2 separate regions of the Homo sapiens genome follow, and region 2 is linked to region 1. The links are chromatin contacts, found by Hi-C in ENCODE. All regions are on one chromosome and are shown on one strand. The core of a region is the stretch at or near the end of the contact, and the rest is flanking DNA. Distances in the headings are between cores, read along the strand shown. Region 1 overlaps NBAS (NBAS subunit of NRZ tethering complex). Region 2 has its middle 420 kb from the start of NBAS.

The links. A loop is a pair of places that touch in the nucleus more often than their neighbours do. Pooled maps may share reads with other maps.
Region 2: a loop to region 1 is called in a map with no recorded cell type, with 10 times the contacts of the local background. The contact joins two enhancer-like sites. A Hi-C loop is called at or near these places in 6 of 37 single-sample maps with no recorded cell type and 10 of 50 pooled maps.

The regions. Positions count from the first base shown.
Region 1 is chr2:15,308,391-15,315,087 of GRCh38, reverse strand. NBAS (NBAS subunit of NRZ tethering complex) reads left to right here. Exons shown (of 52, transcript NM_015909.4): 39 at 5,841-5,917. Among named protein-coding and RNA genes, the nearest start is that of NBAS, 250 kb to the left of the region's middle. Within about 2 kb of position 3,392, at least 3 of the 41 ENCODE cell types and tissues checked have a DNase peak (open chromatin) inside an H3K27ac peak, as active enhancers do.
Region 2 is chr2:15,139,115-15,145,811 of GRCh38, reverse strand. It overlaps a transcript of NBAS not described here. Among named protein-coding and RNA genes, the nearest start is that of NBAS, 420 kb to the left of the region's middle. RefSeq lists enhancers at 3,200-3,289, 3,680-3,749, 2,812-4,011 and a silencer at 3,033-3,327. Within about 2 kb of position 3,536, at least 6 of the 41 ENCODE cell types and tissues checked have a DNase peak (open chromatin) inside an H3K27ac peak, as active enhancers do.

The sequences.
Region 1 (6,697 bases), core at 2,143-4,642:
TAACCCTCACTCCTGTCAAGATGCAGACCTTATTGCCACCCTAGAAAGTCTTAGCCTCTTCCCAGCACACGCCCAACCCACACTTCCGACAGGGCACCCCATGCTCTGATTTTTCCCCACTGTAGATTAGTTTTGATTGTTCTAGAATTCATTAAATGCAATCATATATTTTGTATAACAAAGTGAAAGTTTTTGAGATTCATCTATGTTGTATCCATCCGTAGGTTTTTGTTTTTGTTTTAAATTATTGAGTAGTATTTCATTGTAGGCATATAAAACTGTACATCCACGCTCCTATTAAAGGATACCTGGGGTCTTTCAGCTTATGGTTGTTATTGTTTTAAAAAGCTGCTGTGAACTCTCATACAAGTATTTTGGTGGACATGTGTTTTCATTTCTCTTAGGTAAATTTTAATGGTATTGCTGGGTCAAAGATTATGGGTTTGTTTAGTTTTATAAGGGACCGCCAGAATTCTTTTACTTTCAGCTGTTGTGGATTTTTTGGGCTGTGGTTTTTCAAGACTGTGGGTTTTCTATCTGAGTTTTACCTGCCCAGCATGGCACGGGCAGGAGCTTGCCCTCAGGATTGAAGCTGTAAAGATGGGAAACTCACCAATACCATTCATTCTTTCAAATGGCAGCCATCTTCCAGTTTTTATTGGCTTTAGGTAACTATCCAGTGGCTTTTAATACTTGTTTTTTGTTGTTGTTGTTATTTGTTTGTTTTGTGATGGAGTCTCTCTCTGTTGCCCAGGCTGGAGTGCAGCGGTGTGATCTTGTCTTGGCGCACTGCAGTCTCTGCCTCCCAGGTTCAAGCAATTCTCATGCGTCAGCCTCCTGAGTAGCTGGGACTACCGGTGCATGCCATCATGTCTGGATAGTTTTTTTGTATTTTTAGTAGAGATGGGGTTTCACCATCTTGACCAGGCTGGTCTCAAACTCCTAGCTTCAAGTGATCCACCTGCCTCGGCCTCCCAAAGTGCTGGGATTACAGGCATGAGCCACCATGCCCGGCCTTTTAATACTTGTTTTTTATATTTTATCTAGAGTTTACAGTTTTAATCTGTAGGAGGGCTGTCTGGATAATAGAACCCAATCACTGAAGAATTTAAATAGAATTACTATTCTGGATTTCACTGGAGTTCACCAGGTGACGTGTGGTTAATGTCTGAGTCATAGTTTCCTAGAAAGAGTAATAGAAAGCCAGAGAGCCTTTTGCTTAGGATTAATTCTGAGGAGTCAACTCATGAATGAAGTCTTTAACTGGTCAAAATAATTTTGCACATTCTCCAGCTGGCTTGGGTGGTTGAAACAGATGTCAAGAAGTCCCTAGGGAATTAGACCTCATGGATGTTCAGGTGGGTGAACTGCACAAGCTCAACAGCATTTCTGGAGGAGATGCTCAAAGTGAGAATTTAAAAACCACATGGCAGTAGCAATGAAAATTGCAGTTGCATGTGTTGTTTGACCCAGTAGCTCCACTTCTAGGAATTTATCCTAAGAATATCTTCATTCACATTCTTAAAATGGCATATATTAATTGTTTGTCATAGCATAACATTGTCAATCGCCTGATAGGTACTGATCAAGAAAGACATCGATTTTATTTTGGGTCTTCTGTTTCCTGTCTTTACAGATGAACTGCCTTTCTGAGTTTGGCAGATTTACATAAGCTTCCAAGCCTGTGTAAAAACAAGATAATACTATCTTCTTGCAGGATTTTTGAGACACATAGAGCTAAGTGATATAAAACACCTATTTCATGTTTGGCTCCTCAGAGCATATATTTTTAAAATTATATGTATTTGTGTTTTAGATTAATTTTATTATTTTTGTTATACAAAGCAATGGCATGAGCACAGGCAGAGAGTTTGGATAGCAGACTGATTTGGTTGACATACAGGGTAGGTTTAATGGCAAATTAAAACCACAAATTAAAGTTGGCCCATATTTATGGAGACTTTAAACGCTCCATAGGAAATGTTAACTTTCGTTTTTTAGGGAATGGGAAACTAATGAAGATTCTTTTTCTGAGCTAGAGAATGACACAATTACTGAGTGCTTGAGTAAAATTAATATGAAACTGCTATTTTAAGAAAGTGCTGGAAGGAGAAAGACTGAAGGCATCAGGTAGAGCAGCATTGGGGGGCTATTGAAATGGTCTAATTTTTGAACAATTAAAGCCTAGAGTTTGTGGCAGTGAAAATAGAAAGTATGTGTGAAAGAGTTCTTTGGAAATTATTCAGTTGGATTTGACGAGGAACCAAGTGCTGGCAGCAGAGGAGAGGATGAAGTCCAAGATGACTCTGTGGTGTTAAGTTTAGTTTATTGGGAAAATAAGGTACTATTTTAGAAATATGAAAGTTATTGGGTAAAGAATGATTAATTTGAGGTAGCATTTGAGTGGCAGTGTCCAACAAGGAGTTGGTAAGGCCAGTCTTATGAGATGGTTCAAACCTAAATAGTGGGAAAATAGACCAGGGTACCAGCTGAATTTAAGGATAGAATTGAGACTGGGCATGGTAGCTCATGCCTGTAATACCAGCACTTTGGGAATTCGAGGCAGGAGGATCACTTGAGGCCATCAGTTCAAGACCAGCTTGGGCACCATGAAAATACTCCGTCTCTATAAAAAAATTTTAAAGCAATAGTCTGGTGTGGTGGCACACGCCTGTCATTCTAGCTACATGGGAGGCTTAGGCAGGAGGTTCACTTGAGCCCAGATTTTGAGGCTACAGTGAGCCAAGACTGTCCCATTCTACTACAGCCTGGGCAATAGACTGAGACCCCATCTCTTTAAAAAGTAAAGAAAAAAAAAGAATGTAGTTGAATTCTCTAGGTGAGGATGTAAGGTGGGATTAAGAGATAGTGAAGAACTGACCTAACTGAATACTCACATTGAAGAATCAAGGACGAAGATCTGGTGACGCACACAGAGGAGGATCATCTGAGGAACAGATGCAGGAGAACTCAGTGTCCTTGAAGCCAAAGGCAGGCCTATCTGGCAGTGCCTAGTGCTACAGTGAGATTTAAGAGAAAAAGAAGAGAGAAAAGACCTTGGGTTTGGTGACCTTTGGAGGTCATATTACTTGGGACCCAGGGATGGAGGGACTTGAGGAAAGAGGGAGTGTCAAGGTAATGGGTGCAGTGGGGCAGACCACTCATTTGTAAGGTTAGCAGTGAAAAGAAAGGGGACTGTGGAAGTTGTCAGAGTGGAGAGTTATCAAGGGGAGAATTCTTTTCTAACACCGAGATGATTTGTTTGTGTGTTGGCACTAGGCAAATAAAAAAGTTACTGTGACTCTGAATCCTCTCTTGTAAGTTGAGGAAAACATCTAACTTCTTCCGTAGAGAGGTTGTGAGGGGGAACTAATTCAAATGATTGCTGAGTGCTCGTTGAGAAGCAGCTAAGCCACAGGAAATAAGATAACAGAGGTTTGTCAGCTCATCAAGTGTGACTATTTAAGTCTGTTCTTGCTTCTTGGTGAAATTAGTCTTTATGCTTAAATGCAATTGTTAATTCATTAATAATTATGATTTATCTAAAATGGAAATAATTGTCTCTGTTGCACTGTGGTTGTTATTGGAAGAACCTTTTATCAATCATTTTTAGTGGGAAACGAAAACATGTTGTAACTGAAGAAAAGAATTTGCTTACTCAAGCCTGTGGTTTATAGAGGGATGGAGGGAACCTACTGGGTACTTTCTGTGTGCTAGAGTGATGCTCTGCACTTTGCATACTTTACTTCATTTAGTCCTTATTTACTGCTTCAGACCCCAAATGCAAAATGCTTTGAAAACCAGAAAGATTTTTATAATTTGTTTGGCATCAAAACCTGAACTAAACTGACATGAGGCTACTTTATAGTCTGCTTATCTCACTTAATATGAGTATTCAGATGTTTTGCAGCAGATATATTAATGTCTTTGATTATTGGGTGTTCCCACACCATACTTAGGGTGTTATGTAATACATGATATGTATATAGCACAACCTCCTAAAGTCCAAAACATTCTGAATTCTGGAACTCAAAATTATGTAGTCAATCAGTTGGGGACCTGAGCTTTGATCCCAGGACTTTCTGGTTCTGACAATGGTTTCCTTCCTGCTGTATCATTCTGTTGGATTTTGTAGGCAAGAGATTCATTATATATGTATAGATTTTGTTGTAGTTGTTGTTCTAAAACATGCCTGGGATTTTGGTTTTATCTGGGTATTGGTAAGACACACAGACATGGAAACGATTGTCACGAAGGAAGAAGTTTATATTCACAGATGCCTAAAAATGGAAGGCAGGACACACCCAGGTGGGGAAGCATCCTGGTGGTTTAGAGGCAGAAGGAGCCAGGAGAAGGCATGGGTGAGGGCCCAGGTTTCGTGGGAAGTAATAGGCGAGGCAGGGTAGACAAGTGTTGAGATTACGGGCATGAACCCCCATGCCCAGCTACCTCTTCTTTGATCTTGTAATAGCTTGTACAAAATTTGATTTGGGCCCTTTGAATTACATTTTACATTATTTGTTTAGAGTCTTTTTATTCTTGAAAGGATTCTAATTCATAAGGCAATGTCTGGTTCAAAGAAGGTTCTTGTTGATGTTGAGTGAAGGAATAAATTTGGAAGTAGACCTTGAAATAAATAGCTTTTGATTAGAAAATGTCTCTAAAACTGTATGATTCCTTGCAGGAGCTGAGGCTGACTGGTGGTCCATTTGGTTCCTAAGGTTCGGATAACATGTAGGAAATAAATATTTGGATAACTGATGTTCCCTTTGTAGATACACAGTGGGGAAGACACAGTAGGTTTTCTCTGTGAATCATCCACAGGAAATTTAGAGTTCTAGGTCAGCCTCTGACACTTGAGCCATTTGTAGTTTCCTTCTCACCCTCCCACCATCCCCAGTGCCTAGACTATCAGCTAAACAGAGATTATACAAACAACTTAAATGTCAGTCTAAGTAAGACATAATTGGGAGGGTAAATCTTCTGGAAAAATCATGTGGTGCATTTCCAAAGTCAAATATCATTTCCGTTGAATTATTCGTATACTATCCCCTTCATTAGTGCCGATCATGAGCATCTGTGTTTTTTAAAAATAAAGGATTCATATTGTGATTACATATGACTACTTAGTATTTGCTACTGAGATGCTAAATGAATAGGATACATCCTTATTGAAACAAGCTGTGTACAAACACAGACCGTATTGACAATGCATACTCTTATGTTAAAGCTATGACATTGGCAAGTTGTGGTTTGTGTAAAAATTTATGTGAAAAAGACAAGTTTTTAATGGTTGGGATATTTTAAGACATACAAGCAAAATGAAAGACTGATTTTCTTTTTGTGGAGCGTGATGAGGAGGGGTGTTATTGGAAGGAACAAAATCATATTATCATCATTGTAGTAATCAAAAGATTTACTCTAAATTTGCACTCCTAAAGCTATTTTATTGCTCTGATCTTTAGTACTCATATTATCACCCTCCATATTAGCTAACATTGATACACAATTTTGCAGCATGGTCTGCATCTTTAAAACCAAAATACCCAGCTCTAGGAAACCAGCCTCTCTCATGTCTTTGCACTTAACCTTTGCAGCTGCCCTGACAGAATTTCCTCATGTGTAAGTAACCAATAGTATACTTTTTCTGAATTAAGGCAAGGTTACTATTTAACACAGTTCCATATGATCTGTTTTTAGATGGTGCTGAACAGCCTTTCCTAAAAGGTCTCTGCCACTAATTATTTGTTGAAATCTTATGGGGCTGAAAACATGGCATTTAATAACTATGAATATCATATGCAACCTCAGTAAAATAATGTTTCTTTTTCTGCATTCAGTTCTCTTGCAACTAGCAAGTGAAGCCTTGCCAAATGACATGACCTTGGCTCTTGCTTACCTTCTTGCCTTACCACAAGTAAGTTTGCCCTTACCAATGAAGAATTTAAAATGACTAAATGGAAAATGTATGCTGTGAATTTTCATCGGTAAAATTGTTTATTGCATGCCATTTCCTCCTGTTTCTTTTTTTTCTTTTATTTATTTATTTATTTATTTATGTATTTATTATTATACTTTAAGTTTTAGGGTACATGTGCACAATGTGCAGGTTAGTTACATATGTATACATGTGCCATGCTGGTGCGCTGCACCCACTAACTCGTCATCTAGCATTAGGTATATCTCCCAATGCTATCTTTGACAAAATTCAACAACCCTTCATGCTAAAAACTCTCAATAAATTAGGTATTGATGAGACGTATCTCAAAATAATAAGAGCTATCTATGACAAACCCACAGCCAATATCACACTGAATGGGCAAAAACTGGAAGCATTCCCTTTGAAAACTGGTGCAAGACAGGGATGCCCTCTCTCACCACTCCTATTCAACATAGTGTTGGAAGTTCTGGCCAGGGCAATTAGGCAGGAGAAGGAAATAAAGGGTTTCCTCCTCTTATTTCTTAGGTGCTGAAAGGATCCTGGTCAGTATCTAGAGAGTCAATTCTACAGTTAGCTTAAATGTCGATCTTTACATCTACTTTTACTGCATAGGATTTGTTTTATAGTGCCTTGTGATTTTTAATATAGTCATTATTAAGTTGATCTTGAGCTTGAGTTGATGTAATGGGAACTTTGTACAAAAAATCTGCAGGAATGACTAGAAATATAATGGTTTATAATGATCTTCATAATTTC
Region 2 (6,697 bases), core at 2,287-4,786, 170 kb after region 1:
TTTCTGATCCAGTAGGTCAAGCCTGAGAATTCTCATTTCTAAAAGTTGCCAGGTGCTGCCGAGGCTACTGGTTGGTGTACCTCATTTTGAGAAGCTCCTGTTTGGAGTAAAATTCCATCATACTTTTGCAGCAGGAGTGGGAGCTGCAGTAAGAGGGCAGGAGCCAGTGACTCAGTGCCCAGTGGTCTGCCCAGTCCAGGCAGAGACAAGCCTGGGACTCAGATGCTCCTCTTCCTGCAGCCTCTAGGACCAGCAGCCAGTGCTGGTCTGAGTCTCACAGTGACCAGGTCTCAACTGGAACTCCAGGTTCAGAGTGAAGATTAAACCATAATAAAAGCTTTCCTTTATAAATCACCCACCATACACTAGGCATGAAGACACACACACACACACACACACACACACACACATACAAACAAACACATACATCTCAATGCATTTTTGCTGTAATGGCATATGTGTGGCCCTAAACATCCTTGGGTTCTTTAAGATTGCGTGTAAAAGCACAGGGCTTAGAGGAAAATAGTTAAAGCAAGCCACTCAAAATCTAGTAACCGCAAAGCTGACAAAACCAACTAAAAATGAGTAATGAAAACACCAGCAGAGTATGTAGAATGTCACTGGTATGTGTACCAGCAACACAAGCAGTCTATTCTTTGCCACCTTAAGCCATGGGATGTGTACGTCCTCTTTTGAGATTAGGTTGTGGAGACTGCTTTCTATCTAAATTAAAAATTGGATTGAGGGTGTGGCCGTCTTCATTAGCCCACTGTTTTACTACAGGAGGATTATCTCTACTCATAGCTACACCAAATAGCTTAACCTCATGGAAAGCTTAGTAGTTCTAGTAGCCTCTAAGCCAGCCACTTTGCAGTAAAGAAAGGCACTTCTGCAAATTGTCAGCTTTTACCTTAAGGCTTTATATATTGCTATGGCCTTCTCTTTAACTGTGAGAAAGTTGCCCTGCCCCATTCCTTCAAAACATGCATGTGCTAAAACCAGATCTCATAAACCAACGCAACCACCTGTATCGTAACATATGGGACTGTTTCTGAGTTGGCAAAGCTTGGATTTGAACCCAGAGCTGACTGCGAAGCCCATGCACTTTCTCCTCTATTCTGCTGCCTTTTTTTTAGAGGATAGATATGCAAAAACAAAGCCAGTGGATGTGTGCTGTAGTGATGTGTTCGATAAAAAGTGGCCAGCAATGTGGCCACTCAGAAGTACCTCTGCCTTGGATGGGAGCTGCTTGAGGGCCAGGATTGTGTAGCGACTCCTGTCTTCCCCAAAGGACCTAAAAAGTGCCTCACGCAGAGAAGTTGCTCAATACACATTTTATGAATGCAATTGTATCTGAATCAATAGTAATAAACACAAGCCAAACATAAAAGTCATTCTTTCAGGAAACAAACATTATATTTTATTTAATAGGCTGGGAGGTTGATGGGGATGGAGAACATATTTGACACTTTGGTCTGTGTCAGGCTTTCCTGGGTTGAGCCTGGAAATTACCTTGGTGCATATAGTTCAGGAAGGTTTGCCAAGGCAGCCATACTCGGGCTGTAGGAGCTGGGACACAGCCATGCTACACAATTTGTGGAATGCATGTTGTCTTTTGACACTGTGTGTGCATATGTGTTGGGGAGGGACCGTGGGTGGGCCCTGGGGGCCAGGCTGTGGAGTCACAACAATGTGACAAGGTGTATTAGTCAGGTTTCTCTAGAGGGACAGAACTAATGGGAGATATATATATATATATATATTTTTATATATAGGATAATATATATATATAGTATTAACTCACACAACCACAAGGTCCCACAAGGGGCTATCTGTGGTCTGAGGAGCAAGGAGAGCCCGTCCGAGTTCCAAAACTGAAGAACTTGAAGTCTGATGTTTGAGGGCAGGAAGCATTCAGCACAGGAGAAAGATGTAGGCTGGGAGGCTAGGCGAGTCTCCCTTTTCACATTTTTCTGCCTGCATATATTCTAGCCATGCTGGCAGCTGATTAGATGGTGCCCACTCAGATTAAGGGTAGGTCTACTTTTCCCAGCCCACTGACTCAAATGTTAATCTCTGTGGCAGCACCCTCACAGACACACCCAGGATCAATACTTTGTATCTTTCAATCCAATCAAGTTGACACTCATTATTAACCATCATACGAGGGGTGTGTGGAGGTTATGTAACCACCACTTGCAAACCTCCAAAGGGCTGCAGAGGGACACACGTGCTCTGTTTGGCTCTAAGGGCAGGACGAAGCCCGTGGGTGGAGAATTCATCCAGTCCATTCAGAGACCCATCTCACAGACATGCCCTTGTTTCTAAGTTGTTTGTGTTTGTTCTGAGTTTCATGTTCGACTGACTCTTCAGTGAAATCACAAGGGCCTCAGGATCAAAACTGCTCCGTCAACCAGTGTTGGATTTGCAGCGGCCCCTGCAACATGAAGGTGCTGAGGGTATGGGCTTCAGAGTCAGACAAACTCCAGGTGGATCTCAGCTCTGCAGACGCGGACTTGCTGCAGGACCACGGGCTCAATGAGCCTCTAATTCTTGTTTGTAAAAGAAGGATCGTAATCGATTTCACAGGGTTGTTTGTGAGCCTTAAGTGAGATAAAGAATTGTAGAAAGGGGCTGAGTACCTGGTCAAGCCCTGTAGGTGGCAAAAAGGGGTAAATGATAACAGTAGGCTTCCAGATCTTCTGATCTATTTGGGGTGACAAGACACGCTGAAAGCAGAAAATAACCAAGTACATATTTCAACGGGCTGATGAGTGAGTAGTCTAGAGAATACTGCACGGACCAGTTTGTTTCTTTTGCAGAGCTAGTGTTCCAAAATGACTTGTTGCAGGAGGTCAGGATGACTCTTTGGGCACCCTTTGCTCAACCTTTAATTATAAAAACTATTAGCAAAACGGAGGGATGTTTCTTTTAACGTTTCAACATCTTCCTTGCCCTCATCTGTACGCTAGATGTAGGTTCAAAAGTAAAGCAAAGGTGCTCTTAAGATATCTCTTGAGGGGATGTGTGTTTCTATCCATGGAATGTTCCTTATCTCCCCTCTCCATCATCCTCTGCAGAGATAGACAGAGAGCACTTGAGAGGAAGATGACAGGAAGACTTTACAGCCGGCACCGTGGAAATAGCCCCTTCGGGGAACAGGATGTGGCAGGGATAAACCTGTATTTGGAGTTTTTAGCAAGGCCCAGCAGGATGACTAATGCAGGAAGGTGCCAGTCAGGGAGCTGGCAGATGTCTCTTCAAAACAAGGGGAGCGTTCCCTCAAATATTTGCCTGTCAGCCTTGCGGAGGCGACCATTTTTAGCTCTTCAATAAATTGTCCCTTTGTGGCAGTAGCAGCTAAGCCTCCTGACGTCATCTGCAGGAACCTTATTTGGTTTTGTTGGGGAAGCATTTCAAGCTGAGAAATGCACATGCCTCCTCCCGGATGTGACATTCATCTGCTGAGCTCAGCCCACACACCTGTGCCTCTCAGCAAAGCCACATGTGCTGTTTCGGGCAGAGGTTGACAAACGTCAAGGCTGGCTGCTCTCAGTTGCTCTATTATCTCCTTCCTGCTGCTGTCTTCCGGTTCCCCTCATTTTTCGTGCATTTGCAACTGTTGACAGGCTGGGTTGCTGAGGGTGGTTACCTCTGACATGCACTCCTCCTGGCATTTTCTGAATATCATCGTTCTGAAGTGTGTGTCCCCCAACACGTGGGTGGAGATGAATGGGTATTCCATATTCAGTGATTGGAGGTAATGCTGGATTTATTCTCTGACATGAATTTTGTGATTGTAAATGTCACAGACTCACACTGTTTTTAAATATGTTTATGACTTCAGAGTCAATGGGAATCTGAATTTCAAGAGCTCATTATTTCTCTTTCCAGGAAGGGGAAAACAAAACCCGTACAGACATAATAACATCTGCTGAGTTTATTTGGTGCCTGACATCAGTGATGTTGGATTTGAACTGTTCTCTAGCATCCCCTGCCCCTTTTTTATTGGGGGAAAGGGTATGATCTGCTAAAGAAAGCACAGGTTTTGAGTTCTAGTCTCTCCACTTTGCCTGAGTGCATGAGTGGCCCCTACGGTAAAAACAAAAAACAAAACAAAACAAAACAAAATTGATTTTGCTGAAAATGAGCAATATGTTCACATTGTGCATCAAATATCTTGGTTTTGTATCAAAATGAGTCTAGCCTTTATAAACCAGCATGCTAACTCTTTCCTCAGCTTCAGTTTAGGGGTTAATTGTAATGTTTAAAAACAGAATGACATCGTCTCAGGCCTCTAGAATATGGAGTAAGAAACAGATCAAGAGAAAAGGGCTCTCCCCAGTCCAAGCTCTGCCATTCGCTGATGCTACATCCTGGATAAGACCACGAATCTGCCTGAGCCTCACTGTTGTCGTCTGTAAAACGGGTGCTGTGATTGCCAACTCACTGGGCAGTCCCCGGTACTAAATGAGCTAGTGTGTGTGTGAAATCACTGAACTCATAAGATTTGCTCATATACACATGTTGGGTTTAAACAGAGGAAATCTCACCATAGTCTAGGCCAATTCAAAATTGTAGAGCTCTGCAGAGGGAGCGGGAGAGGAAGGAAAAGAGTGAAGGAGGGAGGGAGAGAGAGGGGGAAAAAGAGAAGGGAAAAGGGGATGGGAGCGAGAGAGAGACAGAGACAGAGAGACACTGGATTTTTCCTAAAAAATCTCAAGAAAGATATTTCCTCCAAAAGAAATACTTTGCACAGAAATAAGACCATTTCAGATCACACAAGAATAATAGTGTACATTTATTGAACACTTACTAAATACTGTATCCTATACATTTTCTCTAAAGAAGAATCCCCTAGTTTTCTACATGGAATGGGGATAAGCCTGGCTTGCAGGTAAGTCTCAAAGAATTTCTGAAAAATGTATGTTCAACCTTATTATGAATGTATTATACCATTTAATGCTCAAAACAACCCTATTTAGTACAAGTATAATATTAAATGTATTTCACATACTTTTTCACTTCCTTTCTGGATTACTCATGACTACCTTTTAGGTCACAATCAAGGTTAAGGTAGAAGCATCTGCCCCAAGGACCCCATCTAGCATATCCACCAGGGTCATGTAGAATTCCTGCTGAATTCACCTTTGGATTGCTGCAGACATTTCTGCAATTAAAAAGTAATAGTTCTTCCTGTTTGAATAGCATTCCTTTATATTTACCAAATGCTTTCCTGTACAAAATTTTATATAACCCTGAACAAACCTCTGTGAAGCAGATATTAATCTCATTTGCAAATGAGAAGCATAAGAACTATGTGAGTTAAATGACTTGGTTAAGGTCACCAAGTGGTAACACTAGGATTTGAACCACAGTTATCCAATTTGATGTCCACTTTTCCTACAAACCACCCCAAATTTAGGGTTGTCAACCAACAACCCGTATATTATGCTCACAGACCCTGTGGGTCAGGAATTTGGAAAGGTCATGGTGGCAACTCTTTCTGCTCCATGTTGTCTGGAGCCTCTTCTGGGAAAACTGAAAGGGTGGGGTGACTTGACAACTGGAAGCTAGAATTATCTGAAAGCTTGTCACTCACTTGTCTCACGGTTGAGGCGGGCTATTCACTGGAACCTCAGTGAGGACTATTGGTCAGGGCACTTACACGTGGCCTCTCTATGTGGCTACTTGGGCTTCCTCACAACATGGTGGTTGTGTTCCAAGAGCAAGTGTTCTAAAATGAGGTAGGCAGAAGTTGTGTCACCTTTACAACCTAGCCTTGGAAGTCATATTGCATTACATCCACCACGTCACCAACCTACCCACATTTATGGGGAGGGAAACAGACTTCACCTCTCTGTGGGAAGAATGTCAAAGTCACATTAGAAGAGCAGATGGGATGAAAGATGTTACTGCGGCTGTATTTGAAAATACAACCTGTTACCAACTACTGTACACTCTACTGAAGGAAACAGGGCTGCCTTATTGATTTCAGGAGACTGCTTTAGGAAAGGTTTTCTGGGAGAAAAAATGGAACCAATGTCCTTAGTGCCTGTCTCGTATCTTCTATTCTCAGATGAAGGACTACTAGGGGAGGTGAGGGACCCTTGTTCAGTTTGCTAAGGCATGGTTTCTCTTATGTTCTAGCTTCATAAATGAGACCAATAAATGGTGACTACAGCAGGAAGCAGGATTTTCTGGCTTCTAAAATATATTATTCTTGTTATTTTTGTAAAGGATTTGAGGTGGTTTTTATATAGTGTGTATACACTTGCACACACACATACACACACACACACACACACACCATACACTAAAACCACAGAAGATAGAGGCAGAAAGTAAAAAGCAGTAACTCATATTAAAATCACATTTACTATCTTAAAATCACACTTAAACAGCAATTGAATACCAGATTAAACTCCAAGCTTCCTGGAAGACAAGACAAAAAGGGCCAAGACTATTTGTGAAATCGGGGGGTCTTAAATGCTTTTCTATTCCCCATGATTTCTCTAAGTACTGAAGGCAGCAGACCATTCCTTTTTTCCTGGTAGTTTTTAAAAGCTTCTTACTTTTTATAAAAAAAGATGATAATGGCCTGTGTTAGTGACATTTCAAAGGAAAAAAGTAAATTGGAGATGCACACTTGGGGTCATTGTCAGTCTGGGGTTGGAGCCTCCCTGTGAGAGGCAAA